2 separate regions of the Mus musculus genome follow, and region 1 is linked to region 2. Evidence: chromatin loops called from intact Hi-C (ENCODE). Cell type or tissue: left cerebral cortex. All regions are shown on one strand.

The links. Hi-C counts contacts between places; a loop is a spot of excess contacts. Peaks named below come from ENCODE experiments on the same cell type or tissue, not always from the same donor. Only the 100,000 strongest peaks of a DNase experiment are listed, where the experiment ranks them.
Region 1: it touches region 2 in a loop (2.5-fold over the local background); 2 of 42 quality-filtered maps call a loop at or near these places.

The regions. Positions count from the first base shown.
Region 1 is chr15:58,492,194-58,500,193 of GRCm38, reverse strand. No RefSeq gene overlaps it. Among named protein-coding and RNA genes, the nearest start is that of Fer1l6, 14 kb to the left of the region's middle. In left cerebral cortex, no CTCF peak of the experiment used is centred here; DNase peaks (open chromatin) are centred at 558, 845 and 3,819.
Region 2 is chr15:58,567,364-58,575,363 of GRCm38, reverse strand. Fer1l6 (fer-1-like 6 (C. elegans)) reads right to left here. Exons shown (of 41, transcript NM_001370912.1): 12 at 6,150-6,258; 13 at 3,809-3,992; 14 at 1,655-1,775; 15 at 15-115. Among named protein-coding and RNA genes, the nearest start is that of Gm36451, 26 kb to the left of the region's middle. In left cerebral cortex, no CTCF peak of the experiment used is centred here; DNase peaks (open chromatin) are centred at 3,214 and 3,406.

The DNA of each region.
Region 1 (8,000 bases), 75 kb after region 2:
GTTGGCTTTTGTGAACCATGGAAACTAGCTAGAGCACGCCCCTCCGCCCGAGCCCTATCTGCATGCCCCTCTGGGCTTAGAGGCCATTTAGACTCTGCATGAGCCAATGAAAGGCATCTATCCTGGCCATCCTGAATTTTATGTCTACCTTCTGCTCAGTGCTTAGAGTAGGTGGAAACTTGCCACCTCCACACACCTCGTTTGTGTGCAATAGTCACCAAGGTCCCAAGGATCCTGCATGGTTCGGGAACGGGTTGCCCCACTCCATGTTTCTTTCAGCAGTAGACTTTGATTTTCCTCTTGCTACAGGAAAACGCCACCCATGTCTCTCTGTGGCATAAGCAACTGCTTACCCAGGACCCACCTTTCCACACCACAGTCAGGGATGAGGGCTCAAGGCTGGCTTTGCTGTGCAGCCACTGGTGGTGTGTGAAGCTGGAGCTAAATAGGCCACTGCTTTGGAGTGTGTGGTGGATCTGAGTGGCAGAAATGCTTAGGGAGGAAAAAAGCGAGGTTCATTAAGTTGTCAGATCTCTCCTCTTGGAGAACATAGGATTCTTGCATAACTAAGCTTCATTTCCCAGCAGTGTCCGGAATGACTGTCTTCATTCATTTTGTTCTGCATTTTGCCATCCCAGGGGTATCGAGAATTAGCTCAGCATTACCAACAGAAGCAATGGCTCATAGAGAACAACACTCTACAATACTGAAGCGCTCCATAGCACCCTTTGCCTGGTATATAGGTCAACAGGCACTTCACACACCTGGTGGACTTAGTATGCTTATTTTTGTAGGCAGTTAGTAGGGCAGCAGGTGCTAAGCTTCTTGACAACTTTCTTCTATTCATATTTTAGATAACACAGGAAATAACAAGTTTAACTGTGACATCTCCATAGTACATGTCCGTGTTTGTTCTTTACCTGCCCACGGCCTCCCTCTTTAACAGAGCTCTTCCTTACCCCACGAATAATCTCTCCCTTTTATATGAATGTGTGATTTGACAAAATCACACATTCAAAAGCTAAATTTAATGGTTTTTTTAGCTTTTAGTTCCTTTTTACTTAAAATCTGAATGGTTGTGTTCTTATAACTGTGTTCTAATTAAACTGCTTTAAATAATTCTATAATAAAACCTATCAGATATGTAAAAAATAGATTCGACACTTCTAGACTGGCTTTAGATTGTGGTTCTATTGAGATATATTTAAATATCAGTATCTGAATATGTCATATTCTATTTTTCAATCCTTCATATATATTCACATATATGAGATACAACATGCAGAACAATGCAGCTTCTTTCTTGCTTTTGTAAATAAGATTATACTGGAATTGATTCAAATGATTTTCTCACACTCTGTCTAGAGCTCTCTTCTGTTTCTGCAGCAGAGTTGAATACTTGCAACAGAGATATAAAAAGGTCCATAAAGCTTAAAATATTTATTGCCTGGCCTTTACAACTCTGCCACCTCCTGCCTTCTTGTCAATGTAATATAAATTATGTGAAAAAAATCTGCTTTCAATTGCATTAGTAATTCTGCCGCAGAGAAATCAAGAACTACAAACACTATTGAGTAAATAAATAGTCTGCTGTGAATATATAGTCTTACCATTGCCAGTTGCTTATGGAAATGGTGCCAGGCTGGCAAGTTCAACCACTCTCGACACTGTGCCCCGTCTATAAAAATGCTCGTCTTACTTATTCGCTATTGTCATTATGAAGGCAAATTGGTCAAGACATATTTTGCCAAGAAGTAGCTCAGCTTGTGACTTTCAAGCCTTCTTCAGTACATTTTGATTTACTTATTTTGTGTCCACGTGTCCCTGTGTGGGGGTGCACAGCTTACGGGGGTCAGTTCTCTTCTCCCCTCGTGTGGCATCTAGGAATCAAACTCAGCCTCATCAGGCTCGGCAGTAGGAACCACAGTGAGGAGGCAGGAGCTTGGTGCTTTTATCTCGAAGAACCGGAATTTCTGCTGAGCATGAACAGCAGTGAAGGTGAGCACGCACTCCTCCACAGCCCAGAGCCCTCTTGCTCTCCTTCATCCCGATCGGATTCATCCATGTGTGACCTTCTGGGACCATGCCACGCGATGTCCTACCTGCTCCCTCCTACACTGTTGCCCGCCGCCTTCCTGGACATTGCGTTTGCCCTGCGCGCCTAATTTCTCCTTGTCTGCACAGAAATCATAACGTTCCTCTGTGGCTCCGGACTCTGCGTGTCTTACTAACCAGAGTTGCTCAATGAGCAGAGCCAGCAGGAGCGCATCCTTTTTCTCTCAAGACTGATTCATAAATGAAATGAATTATCTCAGGGCCCTTTCTCCAGCCCCTTCCAACCTAGTAATCACGCCACAGGGCGCTTCACAGGGCACTAGTATAGTTTAATTTCAGATGTTTACTAATTTCGCTTTTCAGCCAAGAAGGGTACCTAGGGTTAGAGTATCTCATGGGCCGCAGAATATGCCTGTGATTTAGTAACATTGCTTTGTTCTCAGGGTTTTTATTTGTTTTTGGTTGGTTGGTTGGTTGGTTGGTTGGTTGGTTGGTTGGTTGGTTTTTTGAAACAGGGTTTCTCTGTGTCGCCCTGGCTATCCTGGAACTCACTCTGTAGACCAGGCTGGTCTCGAACTCCGAAATCTGCCTGCCTCTGCCTCCCAGGTGCTGGGATTAAAGGTGTGTGTCACCACTGCCCGGCAGGGTTTTTATTTGTAATCATCTTCTCCTACAGTAAAAAAGACTAGCACCACAAAAGGGGTTTTCCTTTAGACCCAGCTTCATTTTAAATAAACACAAGCAAAATTCAAAGTTTGTGTATAATGTTTTGGAGAAAATATTAGTGTCTATAGCACAGTAAGTTGAATATAGTTAATAATAATAATGTATTTTATATCTTAAAACAGTAGTTATCATAAAAGTGATAAAAGTCTAAGTGATAAAAGTGATAAAAGTGATAAAAGTGATAAAAGTGATAAAAGCCAATTGCCCTGAGTTGAGTTCTACCCAATATGAACTTAAACTAAAACATATTTAATGTGCCAATCAAAAAATTTTTAGATGTATAGAGAATAAAAGGTGATGATGATCATGGCACCTGCCTCTAATCCAAGAGGCAGGGGATTGCTGTAAGTTTGAGGTCTATATAGCAAGTTCCAGGCCAGCAGGGCTACACAGGGAGATTCTGTTTCAAAAAAACAACAACAACAACAACAAACAACAACAACAACAACAACAAAAAACCTAAATACTAAAAAATAAAATAAAATAATACTTGGATGATGCCTCTAAAAATATTATATTTAACCATGCATACAGTTCTTATTCTGCACCAGGTGCCACTCCATGTAACTTGCTAACTCGTTTATTCTGAGGCTAAGTTCTGTTGGTGAAGATTGCTCAGCAAGGCTGACAGGGCTCCTGATGCATGGCTCTTGCCCATGCCTGGCACAGAGCAAGCTCAGTCCTGGTGACAGAAGCACTGCCACAGAGGGTGGTAGCTGACTGAGAGACGGCGGGTAGGTCAGAGGCTTTGGGCTGCAACGAAAAGTGAATTTCAATCAGTTGCCCAATGCTTTAACTTAGCTCCCTCCGGAGACTGCTCCAGCTTTCTCTTGGACTCTGACTTTTAGCGTTCCTTTATCCTTGGCCATGAAAGAGTTAACACTTGGGCGCAAAGTGTCTCAGATGAGTCCCTTAAAATTCTCCTGCCCCCCAGTTCTCAGTAGAGCAGGCTTCTTGCCTGCCATCTTCCTGGTGTTCATTTTGGAAGGTTCTATAGTTGGGACACTCAGTGTTGCTATACTCACCCATCTCCCAGCTGTCTGTAGCTCTTTCTAAGACTTGCTATCCTGGAGAGAGACACGGTGTGACTCAACTATTTCAAGCTGTGCTTCTTAAAGGAAACCCTCTGTTTATCTGGAAAAATATATTTAAAAACGTGTTAAGGCAGTCAGAATGACTGATGATACCATGAAGATTCCCATAGAGCTGTCTTTCTCGTATCCATGGTCTCCTTTGTGTTTCATACTTGCAATTATAAATCTGCAAAAAAAAAAAAAAAAAAAAAAAAAAGACCAAACTAATTAGCCAACTCAAACTTAGCAGGTTTGTTGGTTTCATAATGATTGGAGCTTTTTAAGCAAGGAAAAAAAATTGAACTCATTGAGATGCAAATTTTGTTTTCTTTATGAGGTCAGTATCAAAGGACGTTTATTTCTTTACATACATGTTCCAGGGATTGGCCTTTAAAAAGGCATTGCTATAGACTTTCTGGTGCAAAGACTGGGTGATAGACAGAGGGAAGAAGACAGGCCTATCACACCAACAGCCACAGCGACCCTCAACACACCTGCTTTGTAGAGCCCTTTGCCTCCCACACCCTCCCCACTGCAGCTCATTTGAATGCAATTCCACCAGAGGTTGGTGACGGATGAGCCCTTCTGAGCCCACCTGAGCCCAGAGAGTGCAGTGGACGAACCCACAGCCTTCACTGTTTCATGCTGACAAACAGCATCAGCCTGAGAAGGATCTAGTTGTTATATTGGGAAGGCAAGCAAATAGGACATGCTAAACATGTATGTTTAGCAGATGAGGGGTTGATCTGACCGTGTGGTGAGTGAAAGGAAGGCTAGTCCAAAGCACTGACTACAGTTAAAAAGGAAGAGGATTACGGCTCATGGGTAGCTCTGCTTGCTAAATGCTCTCTTCAGACGGTGGCGCTTTTGTCTGTCCGTGAGCGTTTCTATGTGTGAAGTGCTGTGATGGCCACCAGGAATACAGGGTAGCCCATGCCTAGAAAGGTCTCAGAACAGTGTGGGGATAACAGAGAGGGAGAGAACTGGACAGAGACAGCACTGAGTGCAGGATGCTGAGGAGCAGAGAGAAATGCCAGCTCGTTGTGCCCACAACTGTGAGTCAATACATTCAGAAGACAGTAGTGTCTTGGGCTACAAGGTAGTGCGGAATAGTGCTTCGATTGGGCATAATCTGAAGGCAAAGACCGCAGGATTGGCTCATAGATAGATAGGGTAGAAAATTCGAGAACAAGAGGCGTTGGAATAACTCTCAGGCTTTGGCTTCGGAAGTTTAACTTATTAGTATGGAAACCACACACACCAGAACAGATCGGGCGGCATAAACAAAAGTTGGAGTTAAGCCCTATATCCCTGTTAGACAGCTGTTAGGTTAGTGTAGCCACATATGGCCTGTGGGGGGAGGTCCCAGCTGCAGATATTAAATTAGAGAATAGTATTTAAAACCATGAGGCCCCTTAAGAGAAATCTTGATTTAGAAGAGTCAAAGGGAAGAAAGAAGAGACAAAGAAAGACAGAAGAGGAACAAGAGAAGGGGCGGGGCAAGAGAAGGGTGGGGCAAAGGAAGGGGCGGGGCAAGGGAACAGGAGGGGCAAAGGAAGGGGAGGAGAGAAAGATGAGGAAGGGAAAGGAAGAAGAGGATGAGGAGGGGAAGAGACAGAAGAAGAAGGAGGGGGAGCTGAGGATAGCAAATTAGGAGGAAAGGGATAAGGAAAAAGAAGGCTTGTGTCCTGGATAGGGCAGACAGGATCCAGAGACTTCCAGCAAACATGTGAAGAGTGAAGTAAGAATCAACTGGACTGAGCGCTGGGTCCCCAATAGAGGAGTTAGAGAAAGGACTGAAGGAGTTGAAGGGGTTTGCAACCCATAGGAAGAACAACAATATCAACCAACCAGAGCTCCCAGAGTCTAAACAACCAACCAAGGAGTACACATGGCTCCAGCCGCACATGCAGCAGAGGATGGCCTTGTCAGGCATCAATGGGAGGAGAGGTCCTTGGTCCTATGAAGACTCGATAGAGGCTCCAGTGTAGGGGAATCGAGGGTAGGGAGGTGGGAGTGGGTGGGTGAGTGGAGGAACACCCTCCTGGAAGCAGCAGGGAGGGGAATGTCATTGAAAGAGTCCATTAGAGGCCAGGCATTTCAGATGCAGGGAAGGAAGGGAAAGCAGCCAAAACTGGTGAAGGAGCAAAGCAAGCACTGCACAGCAGAGGTGCTGGCTGGTAATAGCAGGTGCCTGACATCCATCCAATTAGCACAAAGACAGCAGAGAGATGTAAGCAATGCTACCACAAATGCATTGATCATTGAAGCGGCAGACAGAGATGACATTCTTTGTTGATTCTGATATTCTTACTATACTATACTATACTTACTCGATTAAAGAGCTGGCTACCCATGTGTTCGTGCTTACTGCGATCAGGAACTTATATAAGTAGAAAAGATGCATGATTTTCTCAATTACAAATATACAAAGCTGATGTTATTACTGCCTTTTCATGAGGAGTAAATCAAGACATAAAAAGTTAAGTGTCCTAACACAGTTAGTACAGCCTGGATATCATTCCAGGGACTCAGATTCTAGAGTCTAGGATCTGAAGGGGAAGAGTATTAGTCACCCAAGAAAGTGATATCGAACGCACTGTGACGCCAACAAGGGCTCAGCTGCTTTTCATGGGTATGGAGATAAAGGAAAATCAATTCATATAAATGCATGGCATTTACTAGCCTCAGCTAGCTGTCTGGGGCAGGCAAAGTGCACAGGCAAAGATGGAATCTGGTGTGATTTGGCCAGATAAATACAAAAGAAACCAGACTGAGGGTTTGGGCAGGGAAGTAGTTACAAGATGGCCAACAGAATCTAGTTAGATCAAAAGTGACAATGTGAAAGGCAAAGAAAGACAGAGATAGGGGATGTGTGTGTGTGTGTGTGTGTGTGTGTGTGTGTGTGTGTGTGTGTATCCCCTTATTTCTTCCTTCCTGCTTCCCTATAGTCAGGTCCAGTCTGCTGGCCATGCTCAGTCTATTAATTTCTCTCTCTGCTTTGGACTCTTCCAGATCCGGCTAGCTGTACTCTCCCACATATCCATAACAGAAATCTTCCCCTTAACTATAGCATGAAATGGTAATGTCATGTCATCAGTTTATATACCAAAAAGAGTTGTTATGGGAGAAGGTAAAAAGCTACTACCTTGTCTTAGTTACTTTTCTTGTTGCTGTGATAAAATACCTGAGAAAAACAACTTCAGGGAGAAAGCATTTATTTTGCCTCACAGTCAGATTATAGTCCAACATCGTGGGAAAATCACAGCAGCTAGAGCTTGAGGTAGCTGGTTACATCATGTTCACAGGAAGGAAGCAGAGAGCAATGCGTGCTGGTATTCAGCTTATACAGTCTAGAATCCCAGCCTAGGGAATGGTGCTGCTCACAGTAGGCAAGTCTCCTCACCTCAAATAACATATCAAGATAATTCCCACAGGGCTACCTACAAGGCCCTCTCCCAAGTACTGCTAGTTTTCATCAAGTTGACAGTTAAGAACAACTGTCACAGATAGATAGGCAGCAGGGGAAGCAGTGGCCTCAATAGTGGCCTCAACAGGTTTTCATTGGAACAAGGAGGTAGAGGCAGCTGTCAGGGAAGAAAATGAAGGAATAGGGGACAGATGAGTCCAAACAGTGCAGTGATGGGGGGGGGGGATAAGAGATTGTGTTCAAATGAAGAAAACGTAGGCCCATGAGGAGCTCAGTGTCCAGGTGAGGATGCAATGAGAAGACATCTAAGCCAAGAAGCAGGTGCTCACCAGGAACTAAATCTGCTGCCACCATGATCTTGGGTTTCCCTCTAAAACCACAGGGACGTAGTGCTTGTTGTTAAAGCCACCTGGTCAATGCCACATTTGATTCAGCATCCTGAACTGGCTGAGACATTCCACATCAAGGACTTCCAGCAGAGCATGGAATGGAGGTGACAAGAGGGGATATTTTTTATCTTGCAGCAATTTTAGGGGAGAGTGTACAGTCTATCATCATGCATACCATGTTAGCCATAGAGATTTGAGTAGCTAATCTAAATCAAGCTCACAGTGTACACCTTGATTCCTAGTTTTCTGAGGTTTTGTTTGTTTGGTTGGTTGGTTTTTTTTTTGTTTGATTGGTTGTTTGTTTCATTGGTTTGGTTTGGTTATTTG
Region 2 (8,000 bases):
ATGACGTCACCCACCTGCTTTGCGTGATGAAGTCACGGAGTGCAGTCTTCATCTTCTCTTCTGGCGCCTCCTGGGAAACCTTGACCAGTTCCCTCACTTCTTCTATGCCTTCTTCCTGAAGACAAACCACAGAGCCATGGGACTTGTATAGACACCATTGATTGTCACATCCCAGAAACAACAGCTGGCTATCTTAGTCTCTGTGGTTTTGGAGACCGGAAGTGCCCCTTTACCTTGGTGAACTTGGCCTGGAAACACAGCTGCGGCGTTCCCACTTTGATCCCTCCTTTCCGTAGGACCAGATGCGCATCCTCACCCACATTACTCGCAGTCATTGTGCCCCAGATCCGTTCCTATCTACCTAAGCATCATTTTTTGTCACTCACCTTGAGGAAAACCTAATATTGTGAGAAATATTTCATAATCTTAAATTTTATATGTAATTATTAAGTAACTTCAAAATCAATATTTAAGTCAATTTTATAGAGTAATAGAATCCTACTGACACTAAATACATACTTGCTCTTCTGAGTATGTCAGGTTTGGGGACAGGGAATGGGGCAGGTTGACTGCAGCAGTGACTATTGATATACATAATAATTTTACATTTCTCTTTGGGTCTAAATTCTAGGATTCTACTCAGAGAAAAATGGGGTCTAAGGGGAATTGCTCATATTCCCACTGCTCTGCTAGAATTTACAAAAGCTGCATTTCCTATCACCTGCCAAAATCCAGTGCCTGCTGACTCAATCTCCAGTATCTGAGGAACAGGCATCACAATGGAGTAAGGATTCAGGCTCTGGCTTGGGCTACCTGGGTTCTAATCTCCGGTGCCACTTACTAGTGAACTAATCTCATTATGCAGTCTCCTCATTTATAAAACTGGAAACTAATGGGAACTGTCTACACTGCCATCATAAGGGAATAAATAAACTTAGTCATGGAGGCCACGAAGGCCTATTGACACTGACCACTCTTCTAATTCCTTGCTCTCTTAGTGATGAACTAAAACTACTCTGTCTGAAGAAGAAACAAGACTAGACTTACAAAGCCCAGGGCCTCCACATTTTGTGAGCCGGCTACGCCTCTCAAGTTATCTTCAGAGTCTAGTTACGCAATTCCTAGAATCCCACAGCAGGAGGCATTGTTTTGCTTTACAGAAGCCAAGTTATGGAACAAAAATGAGGGAGGTAGAATTCTGTCCTTAGTGTAGGCTCTAGAGGAATAGGAAGTTAAGACAAGAGTCATCTGGTGGGACCTGTGGACTGCCAGTAAAGGACTAGGGGATGTCCATCCCAGTGAGGCATATGGGATGGGGAGGAAATCTGAGAGTAGGAGAGAGGACTAGTTAAAGCCAGATGTCAACTCTGAGATGCCTTCATGCTCCTGCCTTTGGGAGATGTTGGATCAGCCTCGTGTTAGGTATTGTAAGACTAAACGGCAGATTTGGTTAGTTTGGATTCTGATTTGGGTAGTTTGATTTGAATTCCAGGGGTTTTACAAAACATTCTCATTCCTCTGGGTCCACATGGTAGAAGCTTTGAAATGCAGTAGTCCCCAATTCAGTGTTACTTAACCTGAGGTCAAGACCCTGGTTGAATAAAAAGGCATATCTTTGTCCCCAGTTTCCCATTCTATCTATGAAGCCACCTACCAAGAGGTCAGCCATTTTTTCCAGCATGTTGGACCAGTGCAGTCTGAATGTCTGGTCTCCCCAGGAACTGATGAAGGAGACACAGGGCTTCTTGGCACCAAAGGGCAAATAGTTGTAATTTCTGTAAAAGGTACATTGGGTGCAGAAGTCAGTAGATAAGGAGTGGTTTTCAAGGAATTCCGATTTGTTCACGTTTCATGTGTTCTGTAGGGCTGCAGAAGAGAGGGTATGATAAAACTACTAATCCCATCCTTAGTCTATAATTGGAGACCTGTGAACAGTGAACGCCGGTTATGTGGTTACCATGGAAATGATTAAGAGTTACCAATAAATCAAGATGGCGACACACATCTGATTCTAGCACTTGAAATGAGAGGCAGGAGGAGAATTCAAAGCCATCCTCAGCAACAAAGTAAATTCAAGGACAGCCTGGGCTGCATTTGAAACTCTCAAAATAAAACCAACCAAACAAACAAAAGGAGTTCCCCCCAGACATAGGACAAAGTTTTAAAATTACCATTAGTGTGTAGAGTATGTTGGAAAAAAACCTTCCTCAATGAAGACTTAAGTTGATAAAGAAAAAAGAGCAAGATTCCTTTTTAAATATGTGCATTCTGAGCACATTGTATTGACCTGCTGGTATAACAGATGAGAGTAAAATTTTTTGGAGAAAAGTAAATTATATGACCAATGGGGATAAAGGCATATATACCAATCTAAATCAGTACTTGGTAGCTTGATACCATTCTTTTATCCGTTTGTCCACTCATCCATTCAATACTTATTCTTACCAGGCACTGGTGCCTTGTTTGGCTAGGAAGGACTAAGAGGTATAGCCAAGCAGCAAAGATGTGGAGCCCCCAGGAATGTGGTGGTGGTGTGTGTGTGTGTGCATGTGTGTATATGTGTGTGTATATGTATGTGCTATGGGTCTGTGTGTGCATGTCTGTATATGCTATGGGTCTGTGTGTGCATGTGTGTATATGTATATGCTATGGGTCTGTGTGTGCATGTGGGTATCTGTGTGTGTGTATGTGCATGTGTATATGTGTCTGTGCATGTGTGTGTATGTGTATTTGAACACATGGTCACCAGATACCTGCACTGTTTAGGAAGGTTGGAGACCTTTTGGGAGGCAGAACCTCACTGAAGGAAGTGGTCACTGGATTTATTGCTTGACTCCCTTCCTGTCCTCTCTCTCTCCTACCTGACAGTAAACATGATGCGACCAGCTTCCAATCCTGCTTCATCATGGTGGACTGTATCTCCACGAAATATAAGGGGAAATAAACCTTGTGCCTCTAGTTGCTTTTATCAGGTATTTTTCTCTTAGTAACAAGACATACAAGGCCAGAATTAAGGACACAAAAAATACCTAAGATTTATACTGGCCAGAACTTGTCACTTACTGGCTTTGGACAGGAAGGAAAAGTAGACCTGGGGCTGGAGAGATAGCTCAGCAGTTATGAGGGTGTACCACTATACAGAGAACCAGAGCTCTATTCCAAGCATCCCTGTGGGGTGACTCACAGCCATCACTCCTGCTACAGGGGATCTGACACACTATCCTGGATTCAGCAGGCACACTCACGCATGAACATAGCTCCCCCACCCCCACTCCCACCCCCACATATGCATATAACTTAAAATAAAAGAAATCTTTAAAATATGGAAGAAAACAACTGACAATCTCCAACAGTGGGTTGGAAGACTGGGAGTGGAGGGATCTGTCTAGAGGTGGCAAGCTGGGAAACAAATGAGTCTGGTGACAAGCTGCCCAGATGGGGACATCTAATCTGCCCGATCTGGAAAGAGGAGCAGTGGCCAAGGAGACAGACTGGGAAGTCAGTTCCTAGGGAAATGTCTGGACTGCTTTAACCTGACACTTGTGGAAATAGTTTTCTCTCAGGTCTAACAGAGCATCATGGCTGCTCTGCCTTTAGATGAATTCCCTGGGCGTGTCTCTGGGGGGGGGGGGGGCTAAGGACTTACTAGAGTGGTAGTTACAATGCTTTTCCTGTTTGCAGCTGGTTCCAGCACTGAGATGAATTTGTGTTTCTTATCTTACTGAAAGCTGGATGAAACCGTCCCAGGAATTGGCAAAAATTGTCACCCAGCAGAAACTTTGCTCTCACCTGCCCTGTCTCCTCCTACCTGTTCCCGTCTGTCACCAGAGGCTTCTCTGGGTGAGTGGTGGAGGCCATGGAAATGGCACTGTCCTGGGCCACATCTTTTTCTCCTTCGTGCAGCAAAGGAAGGACGTCCTCTTCAGTCAGCTCAGTCGATTTTTTCTTACTTCCATGATGAGACCCTCCATCAATCAGGTTCCCAAAGTTACCTTCAGAGACAAGAGCAATGGGCTGAATGTCAGTGAGTGGGATCAGTCAGCTTAGCATACCCCACATTCTCTCACAGCAAGGAGCTAGGATCAGTCAGCTTGGCATACCCACACCCTCTCACAGCAAGGAGCTAAGATCTCAAGATAAAGACAGAAAGAACAACCCATGGAGAACAAGAAAACTGATTGACAAAGTCAAGAATTCTTATTTTCCTGTTCATAAAACGTACACAAGTTGCAAGTCAACAAAGATGGTTAAGGAAAAAAAATCCTCTGAAGGTTTTAATTTTATTAATTTATTTTTAATTTTATTTATAGCCATTTTTTTTTACCTATTTTAATTTTATCACATTATTTTGTGTGGGTACATATATCTATGAGTAAGTGTGGCAGTCGGAGGACAACATGCAGGTGCTGGGATCTCTCCTTCCACCTGTGCATCCCAAAGACCAAAGTCAGGTGATCGGGCTTAGCAGCAAAATACTTTGGCTTTCTGAGTTATCCCCGCTTTTAACAGCTTAGTGTATACCGCCTACCAAAATTCGCCATGGAGACTTGATAAATTATCATTCTGGATGTGTCATTTGGTAATCAGATTTTATTTCCACACACACACACAAAATATTAGGAACCTTCTCAAAACTGCTTCTTCTCTAAGAGAAGTGTGAGTACCCAAAGATGATATCATGTTTTTAAAGGGTGAGTGGGTGTTGGAGAGAGAGGAGGAGTGGGGGAGGGGAAATGTTTTCATGTAAGAGAAGGTCTCTCCAGTAAGAGAAGGTCTCTCCAGCAGGCACAGGGACAGATCACTGCTCCAGCTGGCCTCCTAGAGCTGAAAGGAGGAATGGTCACTGGCCCCATCCCTAACCCAGAAACCATTTCCAGTTGATAACCACTTTCCTCCAAGGGAGTCTCACTCGGGAAACAAATAACCCTAAGAGCAGGCTGCATGCCCAGCAGTAGATGGCCACCAGAAAATGAACTCCGTGGCAGCTTTGAAGCCTCCTTGTCTCATGATGTCACATCAGAGCTTTACCTTTTTAAAATTCTTATTCTTAAAAATGTTTTTATTTATAAATTATTATTTTATATTTTATCTATATAATTTCTCTATTGATATTTTATTTTTACATTTTTATATTTGTATTTTTTATTTAAATATTTTTTCTTTATTTCTACTATAGGTCCTTTGTGCATATAGAATAGCTTCCAGCTTAATATTTTTATGGGCTTCCTGACTGTTCAAATGAGTTGGTGTCTGTCTCTTGTGCCTTCTCTTGACCAATTCTGATGTGTTAATTTTTATCATATCATATCATGTCATGTCATGTCATATCATATCATATATCTCTTAGCATCTTGTTTGTTTTCTGGTAAGAGACAGAAAGATGGTGGATCCAGATGAGAGGGGAGGTGGGAGGAAGCAGGAGGAGGAATCAAGGGAGCAGAAATCATAATCAGGATACATTATGTGAGAAAAAACATTTATTTTCAGTAAATCAATAAAAGGGAAAAAAAAGACAAGGCCTCTCCTGTCAGAATTTTGTCCTTCACAGTTTTAATAGACATCTTCATCCTGTGAACATGCAGACATGGGACTCCCTGCCAGGCCTCCAGCTGTGTAGCTTAGGACTGCATCTCATCTCTACTTCCTTCTGCTCTGTTGCAACATAGCTGCCGGGACGTGAATCTGCTCTTCTCTGATGGAATTAGTGCTCTTAGCTGAGCTGCTCCTTAGCCAAGGAAGATGGCTGGGGACTATGGCTGTAGTCTCTACTGAATGTGTGACGTATGGCATCAACTCTTCAAATCTTGCAATTCTGGAGGAGTCATTATATTTCCTATTGTATACACGAGGAAACCAAGCCCCAGAGAAGTGAAATCATCCCAAAGTAATGGAACCAAGATTAGTAACCCAAGTCCCTGAATCCACACCTATACTGATTACTGTTTTCTTTTTGTGTGTTTGTTTGTTTCTAAAAATCTATAGGGATAAATCTACTCTTTATGTGTTGACACTGGGTACCCAGAGAAGCATCCTTTCTGTTTGAGGTCCTGACTATCATCTCCACCACAGTACAATCACCTTATGTAAGGCATTCGTTCACTTCTTCAAGAGACAAACACTCCCCAAGCCCTACAAGTGTCTGCACTCACCAACAGAAACTTCAAAGCTGATCGGTTTGTCTCCAATCTTCCTGTCAATCATGGTAGCTTCAAAAAAGGCTCCGAAGAGTAAAAAGTCCTCATATTTTTCCGGTATAATCTACAGAGAAGAAAAAAAAATTGCTAGACAGATCTGGCTTCCTTTCCTCTCTAGAAAGCCAAGTTAGTGAAACTCATTTGGTCTGCTACACTTCGTAGACGCCTGAGTCTCTGTTACAGCTGGAAATGCCATGCCTTGCCACCAAGCAGACAGGCAGAATCATGGCCAACAAACTCAAGTCCAAACTCAGCTAGCCACTGGTCAGTCTAAAATGACACAGAATCACGCTCTGAACTGCTAGCTTATTATAAGTCTCCTTATAAGCAGTCTCCTTTCACACAAAAGATGAGCTTGGTGTGTGTCTTCCCAAGTTGCTGTTTGAGGGTGGGAGGCAATAATGAGCAGGTGTTTGGATCCAGGAAATTAAAGATGAGATACTGAGAGTCATAGCACTGGACCCTTACACATGAGCGAAACTGTATGGCTTAGATGCAGTGCTCATATACATTTATTAAGGTTCCTTATAACAACTTTGAGTGCTGGAATCGAGATCATTCCCATGTGTTCTTTGAGATTAACATATGCTAACCTGTTGCCTTGGGGCTGATCCACAGTCAACGTTCACTTCCTTAAATAATTAGTGTGGTGGTTTGAATCGGTTTGGCCCCCATAGGCTTGGCCCATGGGGACTGGCATTATTAGGAGGTGTGGCCTTATTGGATGGGTGTGGCTTTGTTGGAGGACGTGTGTCACTGTGGGGGTGGGCTTTTAGGTCTGCTAGTGCTTAAGTGTGGAAGAGTCTCCTCCTGGCTGCCTGCAGAAGATAGTCTCCTCCTGGCTAACCTCAGATGAAGATGTAGAAATCTTGGCTCCTCCAACACCATGCCTGTCTGCACACTGCCGTGCTTCCTGCTATGATGATAATGCTATAAGCCAGCCCCAATTACAATGAAATGTTTGCCATTATAAGAATTGCCTTGGTCATGGTGTCTCTTCACAGTAATAACACTGTAGGGCAATTAGGAAACTCATAAAAAGAGGGAAGTGTTAGGCATAGCAAAAGCTTCAATCAATCCTGTGTATCTGGGGTGCCGGACACACTGAAAACTATTGGAAGGGATCCACTTGTATCTGAGTCAGAAATGCTTTTATATTGAAAGGACATTAGAGCTCTCTACTCCAACCTCTAGTGTTTAGCTTTATAAAATAAAGTGCAAAAAGACTAAGGGGCTTCCAAGGTCACACAGCAAGACTAAGTCAGCTATGGCTTAAGACCTATTCTTTACCAAGACTGCATGGTCAAAAAACCTACAGGTAATCTGGAAGACTGGAGTGTGGCAGGTCATGCGGCAGTGGTTCTCAACCTGTGGGCCATGACCCCTTTGGCAAACCTCTATCTCCCAAATATATCTACGTTACAATTCTTAACAGTAGCCGAGTTCCAATCAGGAAGTAGCAATGAAAGTAATTTATGGTTGGGGGGGGGAGGGGTCACCATAAGACGAGGAAGTTTATTAAAGGATTACAGCATTAGAAAGGTTGAGAGCCAACCAGTACACCATAGGGTAATACTCAGTTCTTTGCAAGTAGCTCTTCCTAATGGGGAATTATTTCTGAGTGAAGATTCTGAGTGAGGTGAAGAGGTATAAAAGGGTTCTCTGGCTTTGCAGCTGGATTTACTAAAGTCCAAGGAAAGAAGAGCAGGGCTTAAATTCCTTAGCAGTAAGCTAAGAGAACAAAACAGCTGTGGCCCCACAGACATGGGGTGAACAGAACAAGAGTCCTGAAGTAGGCCCCTAAAA